Linked DNA regions of Mus musculus: region 2 is linked to region 1. The links are chromatin loops, found by intact Hi-C in ENCODE. Cell type or tissue: heart. All regions are shown on one strand. Each heading gives the region's core, and the rest is flanking DNA. Links, peaks and the distances in the headings are about the cores only.

Region 1 (16,739 bases), core at 2,952-10,951:
TAGAAGCAGCTCATTAGAAGAAAGCCTATCCAATTGTCCAAGCATGGCGTTCCTTGGTGAACAGAGACAATCTATGGTTTTAGAGTTTTTATTGTTGAAAGGCAGGGGGAAGAGGAAAGGGAGAGAGAGAGAGAGAGAGAGAGAGAGAGAGAGAGAGAGAGAGAGAGAGCCCATGGACATGGGGGGAGAAAAGAAAGGCTAGAGACTAAGAAAGCTTAAAGAGAGAGATAAAAACTTAAGAGAGTAAGGGAGCAAGTAGGGTCCAAACAGCCCCTCTTTTATCTTGCTGTTGCTAGCCCACTGTGTGGAGGATCCTATTCTGAAGGCCAGAAGCTTGGAATATTGTCTACATGAGTGATAGCCACATGCCTCTCCTGTGGGGGCTGTGGGGGCTGTAATTTTGACAAGAGTGAGGGTTCCAGGAGACATGAGGGAATGCCTTCTATACCATGTAGCTGAAAATTAGCACCACTGGTTCCAACTGGGGTTCAAGACCTCAACTCCACTGGAGACCAGGCTGTCTGTGCATAGCCCAGTGACCCACATGTAACCACAACTAATTGAGAAAAAAGACCATATAATTTAAAGAAAACAAGGAGAGTATATAGGAGAGTTTTGAGAATGAAAGGGGAAGGGGGAAATGATGTAATTATGTTATAATTTCAAGAAATAAAGAAATAATTAGATCAGAAATAAGGGAGAAAGTCATAAAATTTTAAGTTAGTAAACGTTTGTCAACCTGTATAGAACTTGTCTTTTTAACCTGGTGGTTTAAGGACCTGAAAGAATGGAGGTGATTATAATCTAATACTGTAGAAAACCTTACTTCAGTTTAAATGTGCATTGATATGTGACTGTAACAAAGATACAAATGATCCAAGGAAGGTTACTTGAGTTAAAAAAAAACATGTAAATAAACATTTGTAGAAACATACAAAATATTGAAATTGCAGCCCTTAACCTGAGCTTTTTTAGAAGAGACTGATTTAAACCCAATTGCCTGACAAGTAATATTGATTGTATCTGGGAAAACATAAAAGCAAGGCAGAAGGTCATAAACAGATATAAGGTACACAGACCAGACTGGGTTCTATAGCTATAATCTGACAGCCAACTAGAATAAACATAACTTATAAGATGAATATAAATATTTTTAATATGTTTTACAGGAAACACAAATCACATCCTAGAACAATCTGTAAAACAAAATGCACTTGTGGTAAAAGCCTTTTTTTTTTTTTTTTTTTTTTTTTTTTTTTGGAGCATTACTTACAGTTGCCCAAGGCATTAAACATGCGTCGTTCGTTTGACCATGTTCCAACGGATGTTCATTTTGTTATTGAAATATTTACTCTTCAACGTCAGATCCTATGCAACTAGAGTTGCAAGTTATTATGAAACACTACATTAGTGCTGGGAGTTGAACCTTGGTCATGTGTTAGAACAGTAAGTACTATTAACATCTAAGCCATCTCTTTATTCTCTTTCTATTTCTTTTTTTTAATCTATCTTAATGATTTTTTTATGTTTTTACTTTGCAACTGCCTTAATTTATATAACACATTTCTTCAACACAAATGTGATATGCTATCAATTTAATATAGAAGTTAGGAATATCATGTAAGCAACACATGCAAGTGGGAAACGAAGTAAAGAACCAGAGATTATGATTTCATAGAATGGAAGGAAAAACACAATTAGAAAAAGTCCAATATTTTTTCATCACACAAATAGATGAATTGCCATAGAGAAGTTACTATTACACATATTTTTGATCTTATCATTATTTGTAGAGATAAAAACATAAAAAGTTTAATGTAGTAGAGTTGTTCTTACCATTATAATGTAATTAACTTTTCAAATAATGGAACCTGGGCCAGACTGGACCATTCACAAATCCATGGTGGAATTGATGGGGATCATGAGACCTCTACCCCTTCTGAACATTTATAGTCAATAAAGATTTCTGGGTGTTTGGGAGGAATCACACCAGATCTCACACATTTCTCACAATCTACAGAACTCCATAGATGCTGGAAGATGGGATAAAGATGATTTTCAGTGGGGTAGCTGATGAAGAGGTCCCCATGTTCCTATAAATAAGTCTGCAAACCTGATTATGCAATCAGCCCTAATAAAACTTACTGGTAACCTGAAACTTAACATATGTATGCATATACATATATACATATGTATATAATGTATTTTGTGCATATATTATAATATAAGATTTAATTTATATAATACACACTATGATAAAGCTATATAAATCTATATAATACATGTATGTAAACATAATATATGTATGTCTAAAAATGGACTCATCAGTTAGTATGAGGAAAAAGAGAAGTGGGAGTGAGAGAGAGAATATAATCAAAATACATTATATAGATACTTGAAAATTATGATTGTAAAAATCATTTCTATACCTAAGTAGTATACACAGTTATACAATTTTAAAATTTATTCCCCTGATGAGCAATGTAATAAAAGGAAACTTAAGTCTAAATCACTTCACAGGATTCCATCCCCGTACAGTAAACAGGAGATGTTATTTTTAAGATTTTTATAGAAAATTTTATTAACCTTATAAAAGTCTGCATAACTCCTGAAATTAATATTCCAAGTTAAATACTGAGGTCTGCATGACAAAGAAAAGTGCATAAGTAATTGTACCACCTAAAGCTGCAAAATATTTAGCTGCTCATAATTTACCCCAAAAATAGGATTTCATCTTTCAGGAATTTCTTTTGACTCCAAAGTTAAAAGTGTTTTCCTGTTAATCTTGAAGTCTTGCATTGTTTTTTTTTTTGTTGTTGTTGTTGTTTTTTTTTTGTTGTTGTTGTTTTGTTTTGTTTTGTTTTTTTCCGAGACAGGGTTTCTCTGTGTAGCCCTGGCTGTCCTGGAACTCACTCTGTAGACCAGGCTGGCCTCAGATCAGAAATCCACCTGCCTCTGCCTCCCAAGTGCTGGGATTAAAGGTGTGTGCCACCACTGCCCAGCCTAATCTTGAAGTCTTAAGAGAGCAAAACAAGTGGAGAAGTTTAGTATAAGTGTTAAGAAGAGAGGGCAAAATGGGTAAGAGTGATGCTGGTCTCAGCATCTTGTGACGCTGTGTGAGCTTCTCCCATCTACTGTCTGCCAAACTTATTGCATATGCACTGTGCCCACACCTTCCCACACCCACTCACATCAATTTTTATAACAGTAAAATAGCAACAACAACAACAAAAAAAACATTTTCTTTTGCTTTCTTCAGACAGGGTTTCTCTGTATAGCCTTGGCTGGCCTGAAACTTACTTTGTAGACCTGGCTGACCTCGAACTCAAAAATCTACCTGCTTCTGCTTCCCAAATGATGGGATTAAAGGCATGTGTCATCACTGCCTGGCAACAAAAAACATTTTTATTATAGTAAAAAAAAATTGTGTTTCTACTCACTCAATATATGTATGTCTTATTTTAGGATAAATATCTGCAGAATAGGGGGAAAATTCAAAAAAGTAAGAAAAACACATGCTCTTTAAACATTTTCAATAGTTGTAAACTTGAAAAATAATCTGTGAATAGTAAGTTAGCATCACAAATATTGCTTTCTAATATTGTATTTTATATAGAGTCCCAGGGCACAGCTGCTTTCTATGACCCTTCCCTTTCTCAAGCAGGTACTTTATGCTTTACTTTGGAATGAGTATCTGTTCACAAAGTTCCACAAACTCCTGCTGCTCTTCACTATGCACACTGTCTGTTATCCTTCATTTTGTGGGAGGAGAGGAGAGAGAAGAAAGAGAGGAAGAGATTGAGAGAGTTTGGGGGAGGGAGAGAGATAAGGAGGGAGACAAAAAGGGAGGGAGAGAGGGAGAGAGATAGAGAGAGAAGAGCTGTTTAATGTTCTTCAATGTGGAATCCCCCCTCAGGTATGCTGTCACACTGTGGGCTCCTCTCTGTCCATCTTTTCATTGCTGCCTCTGGTTAGTATTGTTCACCTCTGTCTTTCATGGGGTCTTGAGAAGGAATCAAAATGTGGGATATTACACATTTAAAATGGTAGACTACTGTGTTCACAATTGTTGACCTACTAAGTACATTACAGTTTGAGCATCTCACATGGAATTTTACATTATCCAAAATTAACAACTTTAGTCTCCAAATTAGTTGCATCTAAGAGTTAGTAAGGATTCCATTTATGGCATAGTTTTAAAATCCAACTCCAACTTATACTATTATCTTCATTGTTAGTCTTTTGCTCTGTAGGCTACTGATGAAATGAAGTGGAGAAACCTAGATATATTCTTTTACATTTCTCAAACATAAATTATATCCATGTTTTCCTTTAAAGCATCTGAATTCAAATTTTATTCTTGGACTATAAGGTGACATAAGCCACGTTCCGATGAGAATTTGAAGCAGTGTCATTGAATAGTGGATCTTCTATGTGTATGCATTTATGAATCAATGACTTCTATGTACATAGAATTTTAACTAAGAGAAGACATTATGTAGCTCTGTTCTATATTATAGTAAAAGAGGAATGATGGACTGGAAAGATAGCTAAGCTGTTAGGAACACCGCTCCCCTTTGTAGGACCTGGGTTCAATTCCCAGCAACCACATTTGATCCTATTATACAGACACTGTGGGCACTATGTACACCATGGTGGGGAGACATATATACAGCCACACACAAAAAAATAAAAAGATAATAATGATGACAATAATGATGAATCACCATACTCACCAGCCAAAAATAACACACAGCTCAAACCTTATCATCAATGAAATCACAATTATGAATGCGATTTATTTTGCACATCTTCTCCACAAAGTGAATTCCTCAAGCACCTGGTCATTAATTCAGTAAGACTGATTATTGCAAATGATTGCTAATTATTAAAAATCACAACTTTGTTATCATTAGAATATGAATATTTTCAATGGTTATTTTAATTACTGATTTTCTTATTTTTTTATTTCAGCTAATCAACATATATTCATTAAATTCTTTATTAAATGTCTGTTAAACAGAACATTTTTTATTTTTTAAAGATTGATTTTATTTTGTTTTATTTATGTATATAGGTGTGTCTCTATTTTTATTCATATGATAGGTTGCTCCCAGATTCCAGAAGAAATCATTGGATTCCCCCAGAGACATTTAGATGGCTGTGCACAAAGTCATTTGGGTACTGGTATCAAAGCTAGAGTCTCTTGAAAGAACATCAAGCTCTCTTAACTACTGATCATCTCTCTTGCTCATGAATAATTATTTTTATTGACAAATTTGACAATTTTCCAAATAGTCAAAATAATATCTATAATGTAAAATTAGTTTTAAAGTATTCTACATAAAATATATTCTTAGATATTTTTCATGTGAATATATTACAATGAAACCTGGGAATTTTTCTAATATTTTTAAAAATTGTTTGGTCTTTTTTTTTCCAACTTAATGTGATGTGTGTGATTGGATCATGTTGCTTCTTTAGACTTCAGTATAAAGCTGGATGAGAAACTAGGAAATATTCTTCTGGGTTCTAGTTATATAATGATGTCTGTCAGCACCAAGGGATTCACTTCAATCTCCAGTTTTGTTCATAAACCTTGCAAATTGGTCACATATACACACAACTTAATAAAATAAAGTAGATGAGTCTGCATTTTTGCATGAATATCAAATATTCACTTTGTTCATCCACCCTAAAAGACAAAGAGACAGGCTTAAATAATACAAGTTCCAGATCGTAGGAAATTGGTACATGGTTGCTGTAGAAATCATGAAGAATGACTTGGTTGTTATGGGTAGATCACCTCCAACTGTTTTAGAAAAAGACATCAGAAACTTGCATCTTGTAGCTGTGGCAGATTCCTATGTTGGTATGAAAATCCTTAATCTTTTCCTTGCTATGGGTAATCTTATTTCAGAGTATTGAATTTTTTATTTGATATTTTCTCTTCTATAAATACATCTGATTTTATGGACACTAAATTTATTGTTATTTAACTCATACTTTGATTTTATTTTCTGATTCAGATTGCATTAACTCAAAAAAAAAAACTCAAATAGACATCAATTATGGACATAGATGGGCATGCAGACCCACACGGGAACATAGAAACAGATACTTGTTTTCATATACCAGATATAAATCTGACAAATACAAAACCATCACCCATATCAGACAACTACAATCCAATGGAATCTCAGTTGTTATTGCTGTTTTTTTTACATTAGATTTCGACTCATATCTTTAGTATTGATAAAGCAAGGGATGAGGTATTAAAGTCTTCATCTAGACTCTGTTTACATTCGCAAAATGGAAAGTTATTCATATTTTATATAATTTAAGAATTGATATTCCCAGAAAATTCTTACTATTCAATCTCTAATACACTGCTATCTGAGGACCAGTGATTGTACAGAACATGAATATAAATCCTTCCTCTTCACACCAAATTTATGCTAATTTCTCTGCTGATGAACATGAAATGACATTTATTACATGTACAATTTTCAAAACTAATTTTTGATTTTTATTTCTAGTTTCCTTGAAGTCACAATGACCATTAGCATAAGTTTATATTTTCTTATCCTAATCCTAATTTTATTCCTATATATATTTTTATTTTATTTATTTTATATTTCACTTTAACATTATAAAAGGGCGAGAATGAGTTAATCAGAGCACTCACTTATCTTCATTCCCCAACTGTGAATAGAGTGTGACCACACACTCATGACAACACAGCTAGAGGCATAGACACTGCTGGTAGACCATACCATAGTGGATCATATTTACAATCTATGAGATAGAATAATCTCTTTCTTAGGTTTAATCTCGTTAAGTATTCATTTTTAACAGTAAAACAGTACCAAGACAAGAATTAATACAAAAATCAAGTGGCACAATCCAATGTGTCTTATGCCTTTAAAACTGTAAAGGAATATGCTAAATATTCTCAAAGTATTTCTAAAAAGCAGTTCTTGCAAAGTCCTCTGTACTAACATACATTCATTCTTCAAGAATATATCACTTTAAACATCACATCTAATGAAAAATAAGTGAAGTACATCAAAATAGTAGTCGTTAGTATTCTGAAAATGTGAGTTCCTATAAACAGATGCATAATCTACAGAGTGGATGCCACCTCCCAAACTATTGAGGCATTTTTTTACCCCTATCTCCTATTAAGCCATCTAACTACTGTGTGCATATTTATTCTTTCAATAGAGCAGTGTTAAAAAGTAATGACAAAGAAAACTCATAAAGACTCTGTAGCCTTATGACAATGGGTATTATTTCTTTGTGAGAAGACAGAATTCAAGATAATTTCAGCTATACATATCATACAAGCAAAACATATGAAAGACTTGTTTATAAATCCATATCAACTACATTAGTTAATTTGCTTGGAGACTGTGTCCTGGGAACTCAGTGGAGAGAAAAAGCAATACCCTGGAACAGAGTGAGGCAAGGAATGAGGAGCCAGCACAAAGGGAGGAAAAGGGAGGGGCTTCTTGAAGTATCTTCAGATTGTTCTTTTTGGTGTGGTCATTTTCACCCTGGCTCCGCTCATTCCCTAATAAAGAGATATTTTTCTCTAGCAATACAGTGGTATGATATATTACAGTATGCTTAGTCTATAAGACAAGGTAGGAAAGGCTCAGTTTGAGGAGTTCATTTCTCTTAATTGTTGGGGGAAATTATTGCATTTCCATAATATGTGATTTTTTAAGACCTGCCACTATTTTATTTATTACAGCAAAGAAATATCCTTAACTGAGCTATGACATCAGGCTTTGATATAATGTTAATAAACATATTGAAAGGTTGCATTTAATATGATTTAGATATTATAATTTTGTTTTCAGTTTTGTCTATTTGGAATAAAATTTAATTTTAAGACTGGGATGTAAAATAATCTTAATAAATACGTTCAAATCAGAAAAAAAAGAGTTCGTGTGTTATTAAAATTAGACAGAATTCAATTGAAATAGACTTAAAATATGTAGAGACACCTCCATGTTTATGAAGTCAAATCAATAGCATCCTACTTTAGCTACCCTCTGGACAAAAATAGTGGGAGAAAACACCATTTAAAGGATACATCTGACTTTAGTGCTGTTAAAATAAAACGAAGATGTATCTCTTATAACTGATGACAGACACAGTAACAGTGAGACAATAACTTCATAAATAGAGCTGCAAATATGAGCAGGGTTGGCTCTCTTGACACTCCCTTCCTACATCTAAAATTTATCTTCCAAACAACCAAAAGTATTAGTTTACCACAAATGAAACCTACTTGTCCACAAGGTACATATATGATATTCCATACCTAACACCCACGTCTTCATATATATCTGTAATAGCAATACATTATACATCACATATATCATACAACACAAGCACAGGACATCACAAAAATCCTCTGTATATCACACACATAAACATACACCATTAATAACTCACTATACTACATACATATATTTTATATCCTATACACATACTATATATCATTACTGCACACTATACATCAGATACACATTATGCATCATATATACACTAAATATCAAACATGTACTCAATACTATACACACTCTAGACATCACATTGTTATACTGTACATTTTATGCTATAAGCTCTGAAAACATGAAACAAATTTAGTCTTTTTTCATTAAATTGTTTGTCTTCAATTTTTTCTTTTTATTGGGTATTTTATTTCAATTTGAAATGTTATATGCTTTCCCGATCCCCCCCCCCAGAAACCTCTATCCCATCCTCTCTCCTAATTCTATGAGGGTTTGCCCCCACTTCTGCCTCCACACCTTATGATCCCCTGTACTGGGGCTTTGAGTCTTCATAGGACCAAGAGTCTCTTCTCCCATTGATGCCTTACAAGGCCATCCTCTGCTACATATATGGTGCTTCTTGGCCATTGGATAATCCTCCATTCAAAATTCTTTGTTTAGCTCTGTAGGCTATTTTAAATAGGGTTATTTGATTATCTAGTGTCTAACTTTTTGAGTTCTTTGATTATTTTGGATAGTAGCCCTCTATCAGATGTATGATTCTAAAGATATTTTCCTACACTCCTGGTTGCCATTTTGTCCTATTGACATTGTCCTTTGCCTTAGTGAAGATTTGCAATTTTATGTGGTCCCATTTATCTAGTGTTGGTCTTAGAGCATTAGCCACTGGCATTGTGTTTAGAAAATTTTCCACCATACCTACCTTATCGAGGCTCATCACAACTTTCTCTTCTATTAGTTTCAGTGTATCTTGTTTTCTGAGCAGGTCTTTACAATTTTACTTTACATTGTACAAGGAAATAAGAATGGATCGACTGCAGTCTTCTACATACTGACTGCCAGTTGAAATAGGACCATTTGTTGAAAATGCTGTGTTTTTTCCCCTGGATGATTTTAACTCCTTTTCAAAGATCAAGTGAACATAGGTATATAGGTTCAATTTTGCATCTTCAATTCAATTCCATTGATCTACATGCCTGTCACTCTACAAATACCATGCAGTTTTTATCACTTTCGCTCTGTAGTACAACTTGTGGTCGTTGATGGTGATCCCCCCAGAAGTTCTTTTATTGTTGAGAATAGTTTGTGCTATACTATTTTTTATTGTTTATTTTTCTTTTGTTATTCCAAATGAATTTGCAAGTTGCTTTTTCTAAATCTAGGAAGTATGGAGTTGGAGTTTTTGTGGGGATTGCACTGGATATGTAGATTACTTTTGGCAAGGTGGACATTTTTACAATTTTAATCATGTCAATCAATGTGCATGAAAGATCTTTCATCTTCTGAGATATTCTTCAATTTCTTTCTTCAGAGACTTGAAGTTCTTATCGTACAGATCTTTCACTTATAGGTTAAAGTCAAACCCAAGTGTTTATATTATTTTTGACTATTGTGAAGGATGTCATTTCCCTAATATCTTTCTCAGCCTGTTTATCATTTCAGTATAAGAAGGATATTGATTTGTCTGAATTAATTTTATATTCAGCCACTTTGATGATGTTGTTTATAAGGTTTAGGATTTCTATGGTGAAATTTTGGGGGACACTTACATATACCAACCTCATTTGCAAATAATCTTATTTTGAAATCTCCCTTCCCAATTTGTATGGGAATTAGAAAACAATGAGGGTGAAAAGAGAATCACTAAAGGAAGAAAGTTTAAATTTTGATGGAAGAAAGGAGGATAAGCTAAACAAGGGAAACTAGGGAGTAATAAATAACACTAAGTACCTGCTGAAAAGTCCAATAGAAGCTACTATATATACCAGAAGACCGATGGCCCTACTAGACCAAAGCATAACAAATGAAAAATGCAAGTCAGTGCCAGGAATGAGTTCCTTCTTTTGGAATTGTAGGTAACTACTCTTTCTTAGTCCCAAATAATACAAGTTATTTCCAGCATTTTTCGTTAACCTCCAAACCTTTATGATAAGGTCCTATTGCTGAGGACACCACATAGAACATGGTGAAATTAAGAGGATAGTGAACTGGAAGCTTCATCCCTACTGGTTTGCTTTTTTTTAAATTCGGTATTTTCTTCATTTACATTTCCAATGCTATCCCAAAAGTACCCTATACCCTCCCCCCAAATCCCCAAACCAACCACACCCACTTCCTAGCCCTGGTGTTTCCTTGTACTGAGGCATATTAAGTTAGCAAGACCAAGGGGCTTCTTTTTCCAATGATGGCCAACTAGGCCATCTTCTGATATATATGCAGCTAGAGACTTGAACTCCGAGGTTACTGGTTAGTTCATGTTGTTGTTCCACCTATAGGGTTGCAGACCCTTTAGCTCCTTGGGTACTATCTCTAGCTCCACCATTGGGGGTCTGTGATCCATCCAGTAGCTGACTGTGAGCATCCACTTCTGTGTTTGCTAGGCCCAAGTATAGGCTCACAAGAGACAGCTATATCATGGTCCTTTCAGCAAAATCTTGCTAGTGTATGCAATTGTGTCAGGGTTTGGAGGCTATTTATGGGATGGATCCCTGGGTATGGCAGTCTCTAGATCGTCCATCCTTTCATCTCAGCTCCAAACTTTGTCTCTGTAACTCCTTCCTTGGGTGTTTTGTTCCCAAATCTAAGAAGGGGAAAAGTGTCCATACTTTGGTCTTCGTTCTTCTTGAGTTTCATTTGTTTTGCAAATTGTATATCTTGGGTATTCTAAGTTTCTGGGCTAATATCCACTTATCAGTGAGAATATATCATGTGAGCTTTTTTATGATTGGGTTACCTCACTCAGGATGATGCCCTCCAGGTAAATCCATTTGCCTAGGAATTTCATAAATTCATTCTTTTTAATAGCTGAGTTGTACTCCATTGTGTAAATGCACCGTATTTTCTGTATTCATTCCTCTGTTGAGAGGCATCTGGGCTCTTTCCAGCTTTTGGCTTTTATAAATAAGGCTGTAATTAGCATAGTGGAACATGTGCCCTTCTTATCAGTTGGAACATCTATTGGATATATGCCCAGGAGAAGTATTGTGGCATCCTCCGTAAAGACACCGTCAATAAGACAAAAAGGTCACCAACAGATTGGGACAGGATCTTTACCTATCCTAAATCAGATAGAGAACTAATATCTAATATATATATCCATATATATATATATGGAACTCAAGAAGGTGGACTCCAGAACATCAAATAACCCCATTAAAAATGGGGTTTAGTGCTAAACAAATAATTCTCACCTGAGGAATATGGAATGGCGGAGAAGCACCTGAAAAAATGTTCAACACCCTTAATCATCAGGAAAATGCAAATCAAAACAACCCTGTGATTCCACCTCACACCAATCAGAAAGGCTTATATGAAAAATTCAGGTGACAGCATATGCTGGCGAGGATGTTGAGAAAGAGTAACACTCCTCCATTGTTGGGAGGATTGCAAGCTTGTACAACTATTCTGGGAATCAGTCTGGTTGTTCCTCAGAAAATTGGACATACTGGTTTGCTTTTATATTATTATAAAATAGTACTCTGTGTGATGCCAAAGGAGAAAATTTTCATCAGTGAAGTCTGCACATTAAATCAGTTCTGGACTGGGAAATCATACCCAATTATACAATTGTGGCACATCATCATGGGAGAAACCAATCACTTTTGAACAATTGGATTCAAGACTCATTCGACATGAAGAAACCTTCACCAGGTACCATTTTCTGACTAAGAGCCTGTGGCTTGGTAGTATTCAGATTCTAGCATAGAACCTAGCACTATTGGGTTGTTAAATGGACATAGTACTAAAACTATTTATCATTATATTTATAGATCAACATATTTCTCAACCTGAGTCACAACAAAAACAAGTAACATAAATGCAAATTATGATAAATATTTTATGATTTTAAGATTTAATAAGACTTCTGTTACTTCTAAAACTTACAAAAATTAAAACAGCATAATGTATAAAGAAGGAATTTTTAAAAGAAATAGACATGGTCAAGAGATGGGCAATGAGGAAAATGACAGGCTCTGTTGGTTACCCATCTTCTTCACTATGACAGAATGTTTGAGATGAACAACTTAAGGTACAGAGGATTTACTTTCCCTTATATTTTTAAAGTTTTCAATTCACTATGAATGGCAGTGCATTGCAGAGTTAAAAACTCACTCCATGCCAAACAAGAAACAGAATGAAAGAAACAATTGTCTTTCCTGTCTCATATTATTATACCTAGTCCCCAGCCTAAAAGATGGTACAATGTTCAGTTCCATGAAGTCTTTCCCCCCACCCCCAACCACTATCCCTTTAGAAGAGCCCTCACAGACACATCCAAAAATGTACTCTACTAATCTCTTCAGTTAAGCTGGAAGTCTCAACCAACTGCCACAATCTTCCAATAAACCAAGAGTGAGGTGTGGGCATTTCACCCACTCTCTGCATTTACTCCTAGTTACTCTATGGAAAAACTTCTACTGTTTCACTATCAGAACATCATAAATGCTTTGGTGCTAATGTAGAAAGAACTATCAAAATGAAAAAGAATGTATTGCACATTTCTTGCAGAGGTCTAAAACCAAAGCTTTCTCATAGTGACATATAGCATTATGAACAGAATTTTTTGAAGTGTCTGAAATAATGAAAAATTTTGGGTATCCAAATTAATGGTAAATTAATTAAGTGATGACTAGGAAGGTGTTCACGTATTTTCACTATAGAACACAGTGCAGCTGTGTTCCTAATGTATGTCATATGATTATAAAAATGATACATTTTTATAAAAACATGCTATGAATAACTGTACTAGCAGAATGACCCCTAGTCAAGCATATATATATATATATATATATATATATATATATATATATATATATATGTATGTATATAGTTCATGACAACGTCATTCTTTTGGTTTCATTACTATTACTTTGATAAAATATTTTGACAAAAAGCAATGTCAAAGAGAATGGACAGAAATGTGAAAAGTTCACTGAAGCAGGAACTAATCACATGCTCCCACCCTTAAGAACAGAGAAATGAATAGACACATGATCACTTGCCTGTTTGATTGCACTCAGCTCACAAAGTTAAGGAACCCCTGCCTAGGATGTGATACCGCCCACAGGAGGTTGTGACCTCACACATCAATAAACTTAATTAATAAGTAACTCATAGACATTCCCACAGAACAATCCAGTGTAGACAATCTCTCATTGAGAATCTCTGACAGCGGTCTGAATTATATGGCTGATCAAAGAAAGAATTTCAGTCCAGCATGTAATTGAAGTTCTGAGGTAGCAGAGAAGAACAGTTTTCAGAAACTGAACCTTGAAAACTTTCACAGGATCACATTTACTAATTCTTACACCAATGTTACTTTTGTTGGTAAAGCATGTTCATACTGAAGCCCCTAATCTAATCTATATGTTTGGTGACAGAAAACATCACACCTCTGCCTCTTTAACACTTATACTGTATAATATATAGACTGTATATAGACTGTATATAGACTGTATACTGTACTCAATAATGCAAGTCATTCCATGTGTGCTAGGACCACTTGTTTATTTACCAAAATCATAAAAAAAGCTCCTTAAGAAAAGCAACCCTCTAAATAACAGATATTAATCATGGGTTTCTACAATGATTCCTTCAAAGTCAAAGTACTTCTACAAAAGAAACATTTATTATGATTTCTGCCCTATGTACAATGAAAATCAACTATTCATTGTAGTGTCCAGCTAAAATAATGATTATATTAGAATTTCACTACAACTCTCTTTCTACGTGATTTTTAGATTGTGTCAGGTTTACAATAAAACTGAACCATCACATTGACACAGTATTTCAATACCCACATATACATAAGAGCATTCATACGTGAAAAATACATATGAATCATACCAATTTTGCTGGAGATGTCTTTCTAAGAGAATGGCAAGTCATATACCTAAATTGTGTTTCTATACTGCATGATTTTTTTTTATTATTTGTGACTTTGAATTATTTTATATTTAGAAAATAAAATATTGAAAAATAAATTTCATATATGATTAATTCTAATAGATAAAACATAACATTTCATTTTTTCTTTTGGAAAATATTATTAAAGGAATGGGCTTACTTTTATCTGACGTCAGGGGTTCCATTATAGACTTCATATTTTTCTTACAGAGCATTAGCATAGCAAATGAGTATATGCTTTAAGACAAAATAGATAATTTCTATTTTTAAATAGTCATATTCTTCTCTTTTAATGCATTGCATAAATTATTTCTAATCCCTCATAGTCATCTTAGTATAAGGAATATACTATAAGGAATAATATATATGTTCATAACATAGCTTTACCTTTGTAGAGACTGTCATGTTTGGACTTTGGGACCAGAACGTCTGACTATAGGTCTACTTTTTGGCAAGGCTCTCAAAGATGGTGATTGGATAATGGTCGGTAGAGAACAAGTCCTTACACATGGAAGTTTAACAATGGAATATTTATTAACAAGGGAATATCATGGGTTTTAACTTCACTTATATTCCAAGTAGTTGACATGATTTTTTTATCAAGAATTAAATAACTGTCTCCATATCTGAATGTTTTCGTGTTTATGCAAAATTAATGTAGACTTATACGTGGGGCTTATTTTTACCTTGAAGCTGTGTTATTCATATACAATTTATACATTGTGGAACCAAGAACTTAACTTTTCTTGATGGGTAAAATAATCTCAATATGATCCATGCATAGAATTTTAATAGTAAGTTGGAGTTAAAAGTTAGCACTTAGATCTTGGTCCTATATAAATCTGAATATAATACTGGTCAGTATTAATGTCCTTGGAATATTTCATGAGGATAATCCTCTTTTGTGGGCACAATTTCACTAAAGCAGCTTGTACTAATTGACTGTTCCTGAATGTCAACAATTCAGGGACATTTATATTACACTCCACTGAATTCTAATCCCATGAGTTGAAATGAAGCAATTCGAGATGCAAATACTGCCACCCAGTCTGCCAAAGTTAAAAAAAAAAAAAAGAGTGAATTAACAGGATCATTGCACACTGTGCAAACTTAAATGCTTCAGTCTATCATTTCACCCACAGCTTAAGAGCTCTACTCTTCTGTTCAGTTAGAAAGAGAATATTCTGGAAGGTGAAGTTTCTTCTTCATTCTCTAGCCTGTTTGCTTCCTGGCAATAAGCAACTCTTAATGGTACAGGGTTGAGCTATCAGGGAGTTATGAAGGAATAAACTTTGCTGTCGTCAATTTATCATAATTGGAACTGAAAATCAATGTGATTCTATGAATATGTTCATTCCTTTTTGGTTTTTGTACTTGGAATATATTCCATGTCTTATAACATGATTTGTTTTACTTTGAGGATATAATAACTTCATTTAAACTTCATATATTGCCTAATATTATTTTACCTGGGTAAAAGGTATAAAAATGAACCTTATTATTGGCATGTTTTTAACTTTGCATAATTAACTTTATTTGCATAGTTGAAAATCAATATACACTTGCATTATATGTTGTATATTCTACACTTATACAGTGACGACTCTTAATCAGTATACTATAAGCAACATTAATTTGATATCTGAAGGGCAAACACATTATATATAGGCTATTTGAGGAATAGATATTTCTCCTTTAGAGTCACTGCACTATGTTTAATGGGTGAGATAATATTAATATTAATGCAGAAATAGTTCCAAAACAGGAACTGATTTTTTGAAGTTTGATTTGCATGTTTGTGTATGTTATTTCCCTTAAATTTTCACAAATTTTATTTTATTGTTTTATGTGTGTTGGTGATTGTCCTGCGTGTTGCACTATGTATATGTAGTACCTACCAAGGCCATAAGATATCCCTCATAAGTGAAGTTACAGGAGATTATGTGCAAACATATGGGTGTGAAAACTCAAACATATATGATCTGAATTATGACTTTAATTCATATTATTTTTTAGTTTTCAGGGAAATTCAATACTATCTATCTAGCAAGTAAATTTATGGGAGCAACAGCCGAAAATAGTCCAGAGTGTATTCTGATGCATGAGGTTAACTATTTTAAGAAATACAGTTTAATGAGCATGACGTACTATGTCAGGTGAGAAAATGCATTTCATTAGAAGAAACAATTTATTAAAATGGAAATCAAGGCATTGAAAATGTTTCTGGAATAAGAAGATGATTGGGATTTAATAGTAATTAGAGAAATCTGGAGTTGCAAGTGAACGCAGCTAAAATATATTAAA
Region 2 (16,739 bases), core at 5,009-13,008, 210 kb after region 1:
ATGCCAATATGCAAGAGTACACAGTAGCAGCAAGAAGCAATTGGTATAGCATCAGAAGATCTTTGGTGAATTTCTCTCTACAGAGTCACAACAAGCGATATCAATGAAGAACTAAGAATGCAAGGTAAATCAATGCAAGAGTGTCATCAGCAAAGAATAGCCTCGTGGAAGCCCAACAAAGACTAGCAAAGACTAGAAAGGCTAACCAATGCAATAACATGGTCCATTGTTGGGTAATACTTATACTCTTTAGAAGATAATAAGAAACTCCATACAAGGAGCATAAGAGGAACTTAATCCATAAGGTTCTGATTTGAGGCATTTTGGCTGAGCCTCTTGGCTCTTTTTTTTTTTTTTTTGGCTCTTGGCTCTTAAGCACATCTACATACACGCATACAAACACACACACCCCCCCACACACACACAAACACAAAGACACACACACACACACACACACACACACACACACACACATATATATATATATTAAACCATATCCCAGAATTTCTAATGTAACAATTTACCAACTTTAGTCTATTCTCTGTTTGTGTTTTCTTATATTCTAAAATGTAATTGACTTCTTACATCTGTATTTTTGTTGTTCTATCTCAACTAACACAAAAGTAGATCAACACTAGGGTCAGCTACAGGTGGAATGAAAGGCAATGTGACCCTTATGAAAGTGTCAGGCCTCTGGATGTCAGGTATATACCCTCTCACTATTCATTTTCCTGGGTCCAGAGACTGTTTTTCTCCCCACCCTATATCTACAGAAAATGTTTAGACTGAACACTGGAGATATATATATATATATATATATATATATATATATATATATATATATATACTATTTTTTCTTTTGTTAAATCAATTTTTCCACATAACTTTTGATGTCACATTGTTTTTATAAAGATTGGTAGACAGTAAATAAAATCAAAAAATAAACAGCACTGAACTGTTTATTTGGGATTGAATTTATGGCATATCATATTTACATGCATTTCTGTACTTACATTTGTTAGCAGAAAAAAATTTTAAATTAGCAATTGTGGGCTAGAGAGATGGGTCAGTGGTTAACAGCACTGGCTGCTCTTCAAGATGTCCTGAGTTCAATTCTTAACAAACAAATGGTGACTTATAACCATTTTTAATGTTATCCAATGCCCAATTCTGGTGAGTCTCAGGAGAACTACAGTGTACTCATGTACACAAAATAAGTAAAATTAGTAATTAAACTTCCCCTGCAATACAAACCTATCTTAAAATATTAACTTTCCCCCTTTCCTTTGGCAAATCTTCCCCATAGCTTTTTTACTGATGGTATTATGTTTCAAACAACCAGGTTATATATAGGAATTTAAGAACATTTATGTATATAACAATGCATATATGTGTGTAACTGCAGGGCTGTGGGTATAGGGGAAGAGGGGAGTGGGAGAGAGTGCCTGCATCCCACCAGAGTTCCAGTGTTCTGTACTAGAGGACATGGGAGAACTGCCGGATGCATTGCACGTGGCCCCACGTGGGCATCTGGCTGGGTGAAGCCACTGACCCCCGCATTGTGTAGGGGGTGCACAAGGTACAGCCCTTGGGACCAAGTTCTCAGTCTCTGGTATCCCTTGCTGGATATAGCAGAGAAGCTGAGAACAGAATAAGGGCCCCAGGGTGGCACTTGGCCCCTGAGATAGGGGAAGATTGGGCAGGAGGAAAGAAAGGGAATGCTGGGTGGATCTCACACAGGCAAGAAGGTCCATGGCTGGAGCAGAGGAAGACCTTCTGAGAGGAGGTTAGAATCGGCTCATTAGAAGAAAGCCTATCCACTTGTCTAAGCATGGCAAGCCTTGGTGAACAGAAACAGTCTATGGTTTTAGAGTTTTTATTGTTGAAAGGCAGGGGGTAAGAGAAAAGGGAGAGAGAGAGAGAGAGAGAGAGAGAGAGAGAGAGAGAGAGAGAGAGAGAGAGAGAGAGACTGCCCATGGACATGGATGGACATGGTTTGGGGGAAAGAGAAGAAAGGCTAGAGAGTAAGAAAGCTTAAAGAGAGAGGTAAGAACTTAAGGGAGTAAGGAAGCAAGGAGGGGTCAAAGAGCCCCTCTTATATCTTACTGTTGCTAGGCAACTGTGGGGAGGATACTATCCTCAAAGTCAGAAGCTTGGGACATCTTCTAAATGACTGATAGCCACATGCCTCACCTGAGGGGGCTGTGGGGGATGTAATTTTGACAAGAGACAGGGGTCCAGGAGACATGAGGGAATGCCTTCTATCCAATGTAGCTGAAAATTAACACCACTGGTTCCTACTGGGGTTCAAGACCTCAACTCCACTGGAGTTCAGACTACCTACGCACAGCCTAGTGCCCCACATGTAACCACAACTAATTGAGAAAAAAGACCAAACATTTTAAAGAAAGCAAGGAGAGTATATAGGAGACTTTTGAGAATGAAAGGGGAAGGGGGAAATGATGTAATTATGATAACATTTTAAGAAATAAAGAAATAATTAGATCAGAAATATGGGAGAAAGCCATAAAATTTTAAGTGTATAAATGTTTGTCAATCTGTGTAGAACTTGTCTGTTTAACCCAGGAATTAAGGACCTGAAAGAGTGGAGGTGATTATAATCTAATACTGTAGAAAACCTTACTTCAGTTTAAATATGCATTGATACATGACTGTAACAAAGAAACAGATGATCCAAGGAAGGTTACTTGAGTAAAGAAAAAAATGTAAATAGACATTTGTAGAAACATACAAAATATTGAAATTGCATCCCTTACCCTGAGCTTTTTCAGAAGAGACTGATTTAAACACAATTGCCTGACAAGTAACATTGATCGTATCTGAGAAAGCATAAAAGCAAGGCAGAAGGTCATAAGCAGATTCAAGGTACACAGACCAGATTGGGTTCTATAGCTATGATCTGATAGCCAACTAGAAAAAACAGAACGTATATGATGAATATAAATATTTTTTACAGGAAACACAAATCACATCCAAGAACAATCTGTGAAACAAAATGCACTTGAGGTAAAAGCCTTTTTTTTTTTTTTCTTGGAGCATCACTCACAGTTGCCCAAGGCATTGTTAAACATGTGTCATTCTTTTGACCATGTTCCAACAGATGTTCATTTTGTTATTGAAATATTTACTCTTCAACGTCAGATCCTCTGCAACTATAGTTACAAGTTATTGTGAAACACCACATTAGTGCTGGGACTTGAACCTTGGTCATGTGTTAGAACAGTAAGTACTATTAACATCTGAGCCATCTCTTTATTCTCTTTCTATTTATTTTTTTAATCTATCTTATCGAATTTTTTTACATCTTTACTTTGCAACTGCCTTAATGTTTATAAAACACTGAGGATAATTCACTTCTTCAACACAAATGTGATATGGTATCAATTTAATATAGAAGTGAGGAATGTCATGTAAGCAATACATGCAAGTGGGAAAAGAAATAATTAATCAGAGATTATGACTTCATAGAATGGAAGGAAAAACACAATTAGAAAAAAAACCAAAATTTTTTCATCACACAAATAGATGAATTGCCATAGAGAAGTTACTATTACACATATCTTTGATCTTATCTTTATTTGTAGAGATAAAAAATAAAAAGTTTAATGTAGATGAGTTGTTCTTACCATCACAATGTAATTAACTTTTCGAATAATGGAACCTGGGCCAGACTGGACCATTCACAAGTCCATGGTGGAATGGATGGGTATCATGAGACTTCTACTCCTTCTGAACATTTATAGTCAATAAAGATTGCTGGTTGTTTGGGAGGAATCACACCATACCTCAAACATTTCTCACAATCTACAGGATTTCATAGATGCTGGAAGACAGGATAAAGATGATTTTCAGTGGGGTATCTGATGAAGAGGTGCCCATGTTCCTATAAATAAGTCTGCAAACCTGATTATACAATCAGTCCAAATAAAACTTACTGGTAACCTGAAACTTAACATATGTATACACATACATATATTCATGTATTTTTGTACATATATTATAAGATTTAATTTATATAATACACACTATGATAAAGCTATATAAATCTATATAATACATTTATGTACACATTATATATGTATGTCTAAAAATAGACTCATCAGTTGGTATGATGAAAAAGAGAAGTGGGAGTGAGAGAGAGAATATGATCAAAATATATGATATATATATATATATACATATATATATACATGAAAATTATGATTGTGAAAATTATTTCTATACCTAAATTATATATACAGTTAAAACATTTAAAATTTATTCCACTGATGAGCAATGGAATAAAAGGAAACTTAAGTCTAAATCACTTCACAGGGTTCCATCCCTGTACAGTAAACAAGAGATGTTATTTTTAAGATTTTTATAGAAAATTATATTAGCTTTATAAAAGTCTGCATTACTCCTGAAGTTAATATTACAAGTTAAATACCGAGGTCTACATGACAAAGAAAAGTACATAAGTAGTTGTATCACATAAAGCTCCAAAATATTTATCTCCCCAAAATATTTATTCTCCCCAAAATTAGGATTTCATCTTTCAGGAATTTCTTTGACTCCAAAGTTAAAAGTGTTTTCCTGTTAATCTTGAAGTCTTAAGAGAGCAAAACAAGTGGAGAAGTTTAGTATAAGTATTAAAAAGAGAGGGTCCAATGGGTAAGAATGATGCTGGTCTCAGCATCTTGTTACACTGTGTGAGCTTCTCTCATCTACTGTCTGCCAAAGGTATTATATATGCACTGTGCCCACACCTTCCCACACCCACTCACATCAATTTTTATAAAAGTAAAATAACCAAAAAACTTTTTCTTTTGCTTTCTTCAGACAGAGTTTTTCTGTATAGACTTGGCTGTCCTGGAACTTACTTTGTAGACCTAGCTGGCCTCAAACTCAGAAATCTGCTTGCTTCTGCTTCCCAAATGCTGGGATTAAAGGCGCGTGCCATCACTGCCTGGCAACAAAAAACATTTTTATAATAGTAAAAAAAAAATATCGTGTTTCTACTCACCCAATATATGTATGTCTTATTTTAGGACAAATATCTGGAGAATAGGGGAAAAAATCAAACAAGTAAGACAAACACATTCTCTTTAAACATTTTCAATAACTGTAAGCTTGAAAAATAATCTGTGAATAGTACGTTAGCATCACAAACATTGCTTTCTAATATTGTATTTTATATAGAGTCCCATGGCACAGCTACTCTCTATGACCCTTCCCTTTCTCAAGCAGGTAGTTTATGCTTTACTTTGGAATGAGTATCTGATCACACTGTTCCAAAAACTCCTGCTGCTTGTCACTACCCACACTGTCTGTTTTCCTTCATTTTGTGAGAGGAGAGGAGAGAGGATAAAGAGCAGAAGAGATTGAGAGAGTTTGGGAGAGGGAGAGAGGGAAGGAGGAAGAAAAGAAGGGAGGGAGAGAGGGAGAGAGAGAGAGAGAGCTGTTTAATGTTCTTCAATGTATATTCCCCCCGCCCCCCGCAGATGTGTTGTCACACTATGGGCCCCTCTCTGTCCATCTTTTCATTGCTGCATCTGGTTAGTATTGTTCACCACTGTCGTTCATGGGGTCTTGAGAAGGACTAAAAAATGTGGGACATTACACATTTACAATGGTAGACTACTGTGTTCACAATTGTAGACCTAAGTACATTACATTTTGAGCATCTCACATGGTATTTTACATTCTCCAAAATTAACAACTTTAGTCTCCAAATTAGTTGCATCTAAGAGTTAGTAAGGTTTCCATTTATGGCATATTTTTAAAATCCAACTCTAACCTATACTATTATCTTCATTGTTAGTCCTTTGTTCTGTAGGCTGCTGATGAAATAAAGTGGGGAAATAATGTAATATTTCTACAAACAAGATGATTGAGACAAAGAAACCCAGATATTCTCTTTTTACATTTCTCAAACATAAATTACATCCATGTTTTCCTTTAAAGCATCTGAATTCAAATTTTATTCTTGGACTATAAGGTGACATAAGCCAGGTTCCAATAAGAATTTGAAGGAGTGTCATTGAATAGTGAACCTTCTATGTGTATGCATCTATGAATCAATGCCTTCTATGTACATAGAATTTTAATTAAAAGAAGACATTATGTAGTTCTGTTCTATATAATAGTAAAAGAGGAATGATGGACTGGAAAGATGGCTAAGCTGTTAGGAACACCGCTCCCCTTTGGAGGACTTTGGTTCAATTCCCAGCACCCAAATTTGACCCTATTATTCAAACACTGTGGTCACTATGCACACCATGGTGTGGAGACATATATACAGCCACACAAATAAACTAAAAAGATAATAATGATGACAATAATAATGAGTCACCATACTCACCAGCCAAAAATAACACACACCTCAAACCTTATCATCATTGAAATCACAATTATGAATGCAATGTATTTTGCACATCTTCCCCACAAAGTGAATTCCTCAAGCATATGGCCATTACTTCTGTAAGACTGATTATTGCAAATGATTGCCAATTACTAAAAATCAGAAACAAAACCGTGCATACTTTGTTATCATTAGAATTGAAGATTAAATTAATAAGCTTTAATATGAATATTTTCATTGGTTATTTTAATTACTGACATTCTTATCTTTTATATTTCAGCTAATTAAAATATATTCATTAAATTCTTTATTAAATGTCTGTTAAACAGAACATTTTTTACTTTTTAAAGATTGATTTTATTTTGTTTTATTTATGTATATAAGTGTGTGTCTCTGTTTATTCATATGATGTTGTGCTCTCAGAAGAAATCATTGGATTCCCCAAGAGACATTTAGACGGTTGTGCACAAAGTCATGTGGGTACTGGTATCAAAGCAAGAGTCTCTTGAAAGAACATCAAGCTCTCTTAACTACTGATCATCTCTCTTGCTCATGAATAATTATTTTTATCGACAAATTTGACAATTTGCTAAATAGTCAAAATAATATTTATAATGTAAAATGAGTTTTAAATTATTCTACATAAAATATATTCTTAGATATTTTTCACGTGAATATGTTACAATGAAAATGAGGAATTTTAAAAATATTTTAAAAAATTGTTTGGTCTTTTTTTTCCAATTTAATGTGATGTGTGTGATCTGATCATGTTGCTTCCTTAGACTCCAGTGTAAGGCCTGATGAGAAAGTAGGAAATATTCTTCTAGGTTCTAGTTATGGAATAATGTCAGCACCAAGGGATTCACTTCAATCTCCAGTTTTGTTCATAAACCTTGCAAATAGGTCACATATACAAACAACTTAATAAAATAAAGTAGATGAGTCTGCATTTGTGTGTGAATATCAAACATTCATTTCGTTCATCCACTCTAAAAGGCAAAGAGACAGGCTTAAATAATACAAGTTTCAGATCATAGGAAATTGGTACATGGTTGCTGTAGAAACAATGAAGAATGACTTTGTTGTTATGGGTGGATCACCTCCAACTGTTTCAGAAAAAGACATCAGAAACTTGTATCTTGTAGCTGTGGCAGATTCCTATGTTGGTATAAAAATCCTTAATCTTTTCCTTGCTATGGGTAATCTTTTTTTTCAGAATATTGTTTTTTTTATTTGATATTTTCTCTTCTATAAATACATCTGATTTTATGGACACTGAATTTATTGTTGTTTAACTCAAACTTTGATTTTCTGATTCAGACTGCTTTCACGCAAAAAAAAAAAAAAAAAAAAAAAAAAAAACAAAAAAACAAAAACTCATATCGACATCAATGATGGACATAGATGGACATGCAGACCCACATGGGGAATATAGAAACAGATAATTGTATTCACATACCAGATGTAAGTCTGACAAATACAAAACCATTACCCATATCAGACAACTACAATCCAATGAAATCTCAGTTGCTATTGGTGTATTTTTAAGTGAGTTTTCTACTCATATCTTTAGTATTGATAAAGCAAGGGATGAGTTATTAAGGTCTTCATCTAGACTATGTTTACATTTGCAAAATGGGATACTTATTCATATATTATATAATTTAAGGATTAATATTTGCAGAAAATTCTTGCTATTCAATCTCTAATACACTGCTATCTGAGAACCAGTGATTGTACAGAATATGAATATAATTCCTTCCTCTTCACACCAAATTTATGCTGATTTCTCTGCTGATGAACATGAAATTACATTTATTACATGTGAAAATTCCAAAACTAATTTTGGATTTATATTTCGTTTCCTTGAACTCACAATGACCATTAGCATAAGTTTATATTTTCTTATCATAATCCTAATTTTATTCCTTTACATGTTTTTATTTTATTTATTTTATATTTCACTTTAACATTATAAAAGGGCAAGAATGAGTTAATCAGAGCACTCACTTATCTTCATTCCCCAACTGTGAATAGAGTGTGACCACACACTTATGACAACACAGCTATAGACATAGCCACTGCTGGTAGACCATACCATAGTGGATCATATCTTCAATCTATGAGATAGAAAAATCTCTTTCTTAGGTTTAGTCTCATTAAGTATTTATTTTTAACAGTAAAACAGTACCAAGACAATAATTAATACAGAAATCAAGTGGCACAATCCAATGTGTCTTATGCCTTTAAAACTGTAAAGGGATATGCTAAATATTCTCAAAGTATTTCTAAAAAGTAGATCTTTGCAAAGTGCTCTGTACTAACTTGCATTCATTCTTCAAGAATATTTCACTTTAAAACATCACATCTAATGAAAAATATGTGAAGTACATCAAAACATTAGTCTTTAGTATTCTAAAACTATGAATTCCTATAAACACATGCATAATCTACATAGTGGATGCAACCTCCTGGCACCAGACTCCTGAACTCAGCTGTTTGGCTGCATATTCATGCTTACATGGGCTCCTGCCACAGTGTGTGCTCTTTCCTCATCGCAAGACTTGCAAGCTGCTCTTCCATTTGTTCATTTCCTCCAAATCAGTTTCTGTTTCACATGATCAACACAGCCAGGTCCAATCTGTGCCCACCTCTACCATCACGTGATTCCATCACTCCTTTTTTGTATGTATTAACATTTTTCTTGTTATTTAAATTTAATATGCTTCTGATTCCTTCTGAAATTATTTTCAGTTTTGCATAAATACATTTCCCCAAACAATTGAGGCTCTTTTTTGTTACCCCTATATCATATTAAGCCATCCAACTACTGTGCGCTTATTTATTCATTCAATAGAGCAGTGTTAAAAAAGTAAGGACAAAAACAACACAAAACAAAACAAACAAAAAACATAAAGCCTCTGCAGCCTTATGACAATGGGAATTATGTCTTTGTGAGAAGAAAGGATTCAGGATAATTTCAGCTATACAATCATACAAAAAATATGAAAGGCTTGTTTATAAAACCATATCAACAACTTTATTTAATTTGCTTGGAGACTGTGTCCTGGGAGCTCAGTGGTGAGAAAGAGCAATACCCTGGAACATGGTGCTGCAAGGAATGAGGAGCCAGCACAAAGGGGGGAAAGGGGGAAGGGGCAGGCAGCATTTGCTGTGGCTGAAACAAGGAGAAAGGAAGCAGGAGAGGTTAGCCAAAAGCCAGTCGAAGATGAATTCTGCAGACAGGAAGTATAGACTTTCTTCTGACTACAATGAGGAGTGAAAATTTATAGGGAGGCTTCGGAAGCTACTGCACAAGATGGTAGATTGAACCATGGAAATGTGCTTGGGATTCTAGAATTATCTTCAGATTGTTCTGTCATTTTTCACCCTGAATCTGCTCATTCCCTACTAAAGAGATACTTTTCCCTAGCAATATAATGGTATGCTATAATACAGTATGCTTAGTCTACAAGACAAGGTAGGAAAGGCTCAGTTTGAAAAGTTCATTTCTCTTTATAGCTGGGTGAAAATTTTTGCATTTCTTTAATATGTGATTTTTGAAGACCTGACATTAATTTATTTATTACAGCAAAGAAATATTCTTAACTGAGCTATGACATCAGGCTTCCATACAATTTAAATAAACTTTCACTTATATTGAAAGGTTGCATTTAACATAATTTAGACATTACAATTTGTTTTCAGTTTTTTCTATATGCAAAAAAAATATTTTAAGACTGGGATATAAAATAATCTTAATAAATACATTCAAATCAGAAAAATAGAGTTTTTGTGTTATTAAAATTGGACAGAACTCAATTGAAATAGACTTAAAATATAGAGACTCCCCCATGTTTATGAAGTGAAATCAATAGCAACCTCCTTTAGCTACCCTCTGGACAACAATAGTGGGAGAAATTACCATTTAAAGGATACATCTGACTTTAGTGCTGTTAAAATAAAACTAAGATGTATCTCTTATAACTGATGACAAAGTAACAGTGAGACAATACCTTCATAAATAGAGTTGCAAATAGCAGTAGTGTTGGCTCTCTTGATAATCTCTTCCTCTGTCTAAAATTTATCTTCCAAAAAACCAAAAGTATTAGTTTATCACAAATGAAACCTACTTGTCCACTAGGTACATATATGATATTCCGTACCTAACACCCAAATCTTCATATTCATCCATCATAGAAATACATTATATATCACATATACCATACAACACAAGCACAGAACATCACAAACATCAACTATATATCACAAAGGTAAACATACACCATTAATCACTCACTATACAACATACATACAATTTACATCCTACACACATACTATATATCATTATTGCACACTATATGTCAGATACACATCATGCATCATATATACACTAAATATCAAACATGTACTCAACACTATAAACAATCTAGACATCACATAGTTACACTGTACATTTTGTGCTATAAGCACTGAAAACATGAACCTAATTTAGTCTTTCTTCATTAAATTGTTTGTCTTCAATATTTTCTTTTTTATATAGGTACTCTATTTATTTCTATTTGAAATGTTGTATTCTTTCCCAACCCCCCTCGAAAGCTCTATCCCACCCTCCCTCCTTCTAATTCTATGAGGGTGAGCCCCCACTTCTGCCTCTACACCTTCACATTCCCATATACTGGGACTTTAAGTCTTCATAGAACCAAGAGTCTCTTCTCCAATTGATGCCTTACAAGGCCATCCTCTGCTACATATATGGTGCTTCTTGGCCATTGGATAATCCTATATTCAAAATTCTTTGTTTAGCTCTGTATGCCATTTTAAATATGTTTATTTTTATTATCTACAGTCTAACTTTTTGAGTTCTTTGATAATTTTGGATAGTAACCCTCTATCAGATGTAGGATTGTAAAGATCTTTTCCTACTCTGTTGGTTGCCATTTTGTCCTATTGACAGTGTCCTTTGCTTTACAGAAGCTTTACAATTTTATGTGGTCCCATTTTTCTAGTGTTGGTCTTAAAGCATAAGTCACTGGCATTGTGTTCAGGAAATTTTCCACTGTACCCATGTTATCGAGGCTCATCACAACTTTATCTTCTATTAGTTTCAGTTTATCTTGTTTTTTAGGAGGTCCTTTACAATTTTACTTTAGCTTTGTACATTGAAATAAGAATGGATTGACTGCATTCTTCTACATACTGACTGCCCGTTGAAACAGCACCATTTATTGAAAATGCTGTCTTTTTTCCACTGGATAGTTTTAGCTCCTTTGTCAAAGATCAAGTAAACATAGGTGTATGGGTTCAATTCTGTGTCTTCAATTCAATTGCATTGATCTAGATGCCTGTCACTCTACAAATACCAAGCAGTTTTTATCACTATTGCTCTGTAGTACAACTTGTGGTCATTGAAGGTGATCCCCCAGAAGTTCATTTTTTTGTTGAGAATACTTTGTGCTATACTATTTTTTATTGTTTAGTTTTCTTTTGCTATTCCAAATGAATTTGCAACTTACTTTTTCTAACTCTAGGAAGAATGGAGTTGGAGTTTTGATGGGGATTGCACTGGATATGTAGATTACTTTTGGCAAGGTGGCCATTTTTACAATATTAATCATGCCAATCCATGTGCATAAAAGAACTTTCATCTTCTGAGATACTCTTGAATTTCTTTCTTCAGAGACTTGAAGTTCTTGTCATACAGATCTTCCACTTACAGCTTAAAGTCAAACCAAAGAATTATATATTATTTTTGACCATTGTGAAGGATGTCATTTCCCTAATTTCTTTATCAGCCTGTTTATCCTTTCAGTATAGGAAGGCTATTGTCTTAGAGTTTTACTGCTGTGAACAGACACCATGACCAAGGCAATTCCTAACAAAACAACATTTAATTGGGGCTGGCTTACAGATTCAGAGGTTCAGTCCATTATCATCAAGGTGGGAGCATGGCAGTATCTAGGCAGGCATGGTGCAGGTAGAGCTGAGAGTTCTACATCTTCATCCAAAGGCTGCTAGTGGAAGAAAGACTTCCAGGCAACTAGGGTGAGGATCTTATGCCCATACCCACAGTGACACACCCATTCCAACCAGGTCACACCTATTCCAACAAGGCCACACCTCCAGATGGTACCACTCCCTGGTCCAAGGATATATATAACATCACATTCCACTACCTGGTCCCCATAGACTTGTTAAAAAACATGAGTCTATGGGGACCTACTTAAATACAGCATAATGCAAAATGCATTCATTCCAACTTTCAAAGTCCTCATAGTCTATAGCAGTCTCAACAATGTTAAAAGTCCAAAGTTCAAGGTCTCTTCTGAGATTCATCGAACTTATTAACTGTAATCCCCAAAGCAAGGCAGCAAACCAGCTGGGCAAACTCCAAACTCTGCATCTCCATGGCTGATGTTAAAGCAGTCTTCAGATCTCCACTCCTTTTTCATCTTTGTTGACTGCAACAAATTGCCTTCTCCTAGGCTGGTTCCAATCCCTGTTAGCAGCTTTCATCAGCATGTACCCCATGGCTCTGGCATCTTTAACAGCTTTGTGTCTCCAAGGCAATTTCAATGTTACAGCTTCTTGTTTCAGTGTCTGGGATTCCAGTTGATCTTTTGGACTCCTCCTAAGGGCTGGCATCACTTCCACAGCTCTGCCCTCTGTAGCACTCTAAGCTCAGGATGATCCACTCCACTACAGCTGCTGTTCTTGGTGATCATTCCATGGTACTGACATCTCCAATACACTGGGGTGTTCCACTCCAACTAGGCTTCACCAATAGCCTCTCATAGGCTCTCTTCATGGTGCCAAGCATCAAATCCTTTGCCTGACCCCTTCAGTCCTGGGCCATCAACAGTTAAGGCTACACCTTCTCCAATGGCCTTCCATGACTTCTCACAGTGCCAAGCCTCAGCTGTTCTTCATGACACCTTCATGCCTTCAAAAAAACCAGTACCACCTGGGTGACTCTTTCACATTACCAAGTCCACCTGCAGCACGAGGTACAACCTTGTCTATCTCTGGAACACAGCTTTTTTGTGCTCCCAGAAAACAACTCCCAGATTTCAACACAGTGATACTGGTCTCTTCTTAATCATTGCTAATGTCTTTGCTCTAGCTAACCAACATCAATTGTCCCAGTAGTTTCTTTCATTCTTAATTCTAGAGCCAGAGCCACATGGCTGAAGCTGCAGAGTTCTGCTGCTTACAGGAACTAGAAAATGATCCTCTTGTACTATTACATTATCACTGGCTTTATGTTTTATAAGTCCTTCACTGCCTAAGCTTGGCTATCCTGGTTCTTGCTCTGTAGACTGAACTTGAATGCAGAGATCAGCATTCCTGTCTCATGGTATTAAAGGTGTATACCACATGCCTGTATCTAAATTCAGCTGGGTAGGAACTTGCCCCAATGTCCTACTCCCTTAATCTGCTATTTTCTATAACACAGGATTTTGCTCCATTCACTTCCAGGTATGCCTTGAATACTCGAACCATATATTTTATATTTGGCCTTTTTAAGCTTGCTATGCTTGTTCAAACTTCTCTTTGTGAGACTTAACCAGAGAACAAATTCTCTGTTGGGCTTTTTTGAAACTCCCTTTGTCAATGCAATTGATGCAATTAATCCAAGTCTCTTCACCTTAGCCTCAGGCAGACTTTTCAGACAAGGGCAAAAAGTAACCACATTCCTCACCAAAATACCACAAAAACAGTCTTTATGCCACATACTGAAATTCTTCTCTTTTGAAATCTCTTGGGCCAAGTCAACACAGTTCAAATTACTCCCACCAACAAAGTCTTCCATATTCCTACTAGACTGACCCATTAAGTCCCATTTAAAGCATTCCACTGAGTTCCAAATCCAAAGTCCAAAAATCCACATTCTTTCAAATAAAAGCATGCTCAGGCCCATCACAGTAATACCCCACTCCTAGTACCAACTTCTGTCTTAGTTAGGGTTTTACTGCTCTGAACAGACACCATGACCAAGGCAAGGCTTAATAAAACAACATTTAATTGGGGCTGGCTTACAGATTCAGAGGTCCAGTCCATTATCATCAAGGTGGGAGTATGGCAGTATCTAGGCAGACATGGCACAGGTAGATCTTCATGCAAAGGCTGTTAGTGGAAGAAAGACTTCCAGGCCACTAGGGTGAGGATCTTATGCCCACACCCACAGTGACACACCCATTCCAACCAGGTCACACATATTCCAACAAGGCCACACATCTAGATGGTGCCACTTCCTGGTCCAAGGATATACAAACCATCACAGCTATTGATTTGTTTGAATTAATTTTATATTAAGCCACTTTGATGATGTTGTTTAGAAGATTATGGATTTCTATGGTGAAATTTGGGGGGGTCTCTTAAGTATAAACATCATCTGCAAATAATCTTATTTTGTAATATTCCTCCCAAATTGGTATGGGAATTTGTATGGGAATTTGAGGGTTAAAAGGCAAATACTGAAGTAAGAAATTTACATTTTGATTGAAGAAAGGAGGATAAGGTAAACAAGGGAAAATAGGGAATAATAAATAACACTAAATACCTGCTGAAAAAGTCAAATAGAAGCTAATATATATATATATACTAGATGGCCCTACTAGAGCAAAGAATAACAAATGAAAAATGCAAGTCAGTGCCAGGAAAGAGTTCCTTCTTTTGGAATTGATTGTAGGTAACTGCTGTTCCTTAGTCCCAAATAATACAAGTTATTTCCAGCGTTCTTGTTTAACCTTCAAACCTTTATGATAAGGTCCTATTGTTGAGGATACCATTTAGAACATGGTGAAATTAAGAGGATAGTGAACTGGAAGCTTCATCCCTATTGGTTTTCCTTTATATTACTATAACATAGTATTCTCTGTGATGCCAAAGGAGAAAATTTTCTTCAGTAAATTCTGCAAATTAAAACAATGCTAGACTGGGAAAATACACCCAATGATACAGTGGTGGCATATCATCATGGGAGAAACCAATCACTTTTGAAAAATTAGATTCAAGACTCATTCTTCATGAAGAAACTTACACCAGGTACCATTTTCTGACTAAGAGCCTGTGGCTTGATAGTATTCAGACTCTAGCACAGAACCTAGCACTACTGGGTTACTAAATGGACATAGTGCTAAACCTATTTATCATTTTATCTATAGATCAGCATATTTCTCAACCTGTGTCACCACAAAAACAAGTAACATAAATGCAAATTATGAAAATATTTTAAAGTGTTTTTAAGGTTTAATAAGACATCTATTACTTTAACTCAAAACTTACAAAAATTAAAACAGCATCATTTATAAAGAAGGAATGTTTAAAAGAAATACACCTGGCCAAGAGATGGGCAATGAGAAAAATGACAGACTCTGTTGGTTACCCATCTTCTTCACTATGACAGAATGTTTGAGATGAACAACTTAAGGTACAGAGGATTTACTTTCCCTTGTATTTTTAAAGTTTTCAATTCATTATGAATGGCAGTGCATTGCAGAGTTAAAAACTCACTCCATGCCAGACAGGAAACAGAATGAAAGCAGCAATTGTCTTTCTTGTCTTATTTTATTATACCTAGTCCACAGCCCAAAAGATGGTACCATGTCCAGTTCCATGAAGTCTTTCCCCACACCGCCAGCCACTATCCCTTTAGAAGAGCCCTCAGTGACATATCCAAAAGTGTACTCTACTAATCTCTTTTCAGTTAAGCTGGAAGTCAAAACCAACTTTCATAATCTTCCAATGAACAAAGAGTGAGTTGTGGGCATTTCAACCACTCTCTGCATTTACTCCTAGTTACTCAATATAAAAACTTCTACAGTTTCACTATCAGAACATTATAAATGCTTTGGTGCTAAGGTAGGAAGAACTATGAAAATGAAGAAGAATGTATTGTACATTTCTTGCAGAAGTCTAAAACCAAAGAATTCTCAAAGTGACATACAGCATTATGAACAGAATTTTTTGAAGTATCTGAAATAATGAAAAATTGTGGGTATCCAAATTAATGAGAAATTAATTAAGTGATGACTGGGAATGTGTTCAAGTATTTTCACTATAGAACACAGTGCAACTGTGCTCCTTATATATGTCATATGATTATACAAATGACACATTTGTATAAAAACATGCTATGAATAACTGTACTAGCAGAATGGCCACTAAGAGCTAAGAGGAAAAGAAGTACAGAAGGCGTTACCAAATATTAATTTATTTATGTCAGTTACATTGATTTAAAGATATAACATAGAATTTTAAATATATTATAATTCAACTCTATATATAGTTGAAATACACACACACACATATATATATATATATATATATATATATATATGTACATACATATACACACACACATACACACACA

Evidence for each region. Peaks named below come from ENCODE experiments on the same cell type or tissue, not always from the same donor. Only the 100,000 strongest peaks of a DNase experiment are listed, where the experiment ranks them.
Region 2: it touches region 1 in a loop (16-fold over the local background); 20 of 42 quality-filtered maps call a loop at or near these places.

The regions. Positions count from the first base shown.
Region 1 is chr6:60,003,662-60,020,400 of GRCm38, reverse strand. No RefSeq gene overlaps it. Among named protein-coding and RNA genes, the nearest start is that of Gm22723, 59 kb to the left of the region's middle. In heart, for the core only: no CTCF peak of the experiment used is centred there; no DNase peak of the experiment used is centred there.
Region 2 is chr6:59,796,313-59,813,051 of GRCm38, reverse strand. No RefSeq gene overlaps it. Among named protein-coding and RNA genes, the nearest start is that of Gm22622, 99 kb to the right of the region's middle. In heart, for the core only: no CTCF peak of the experiment used is centred there; no DNase peak of the experiment used is centred there.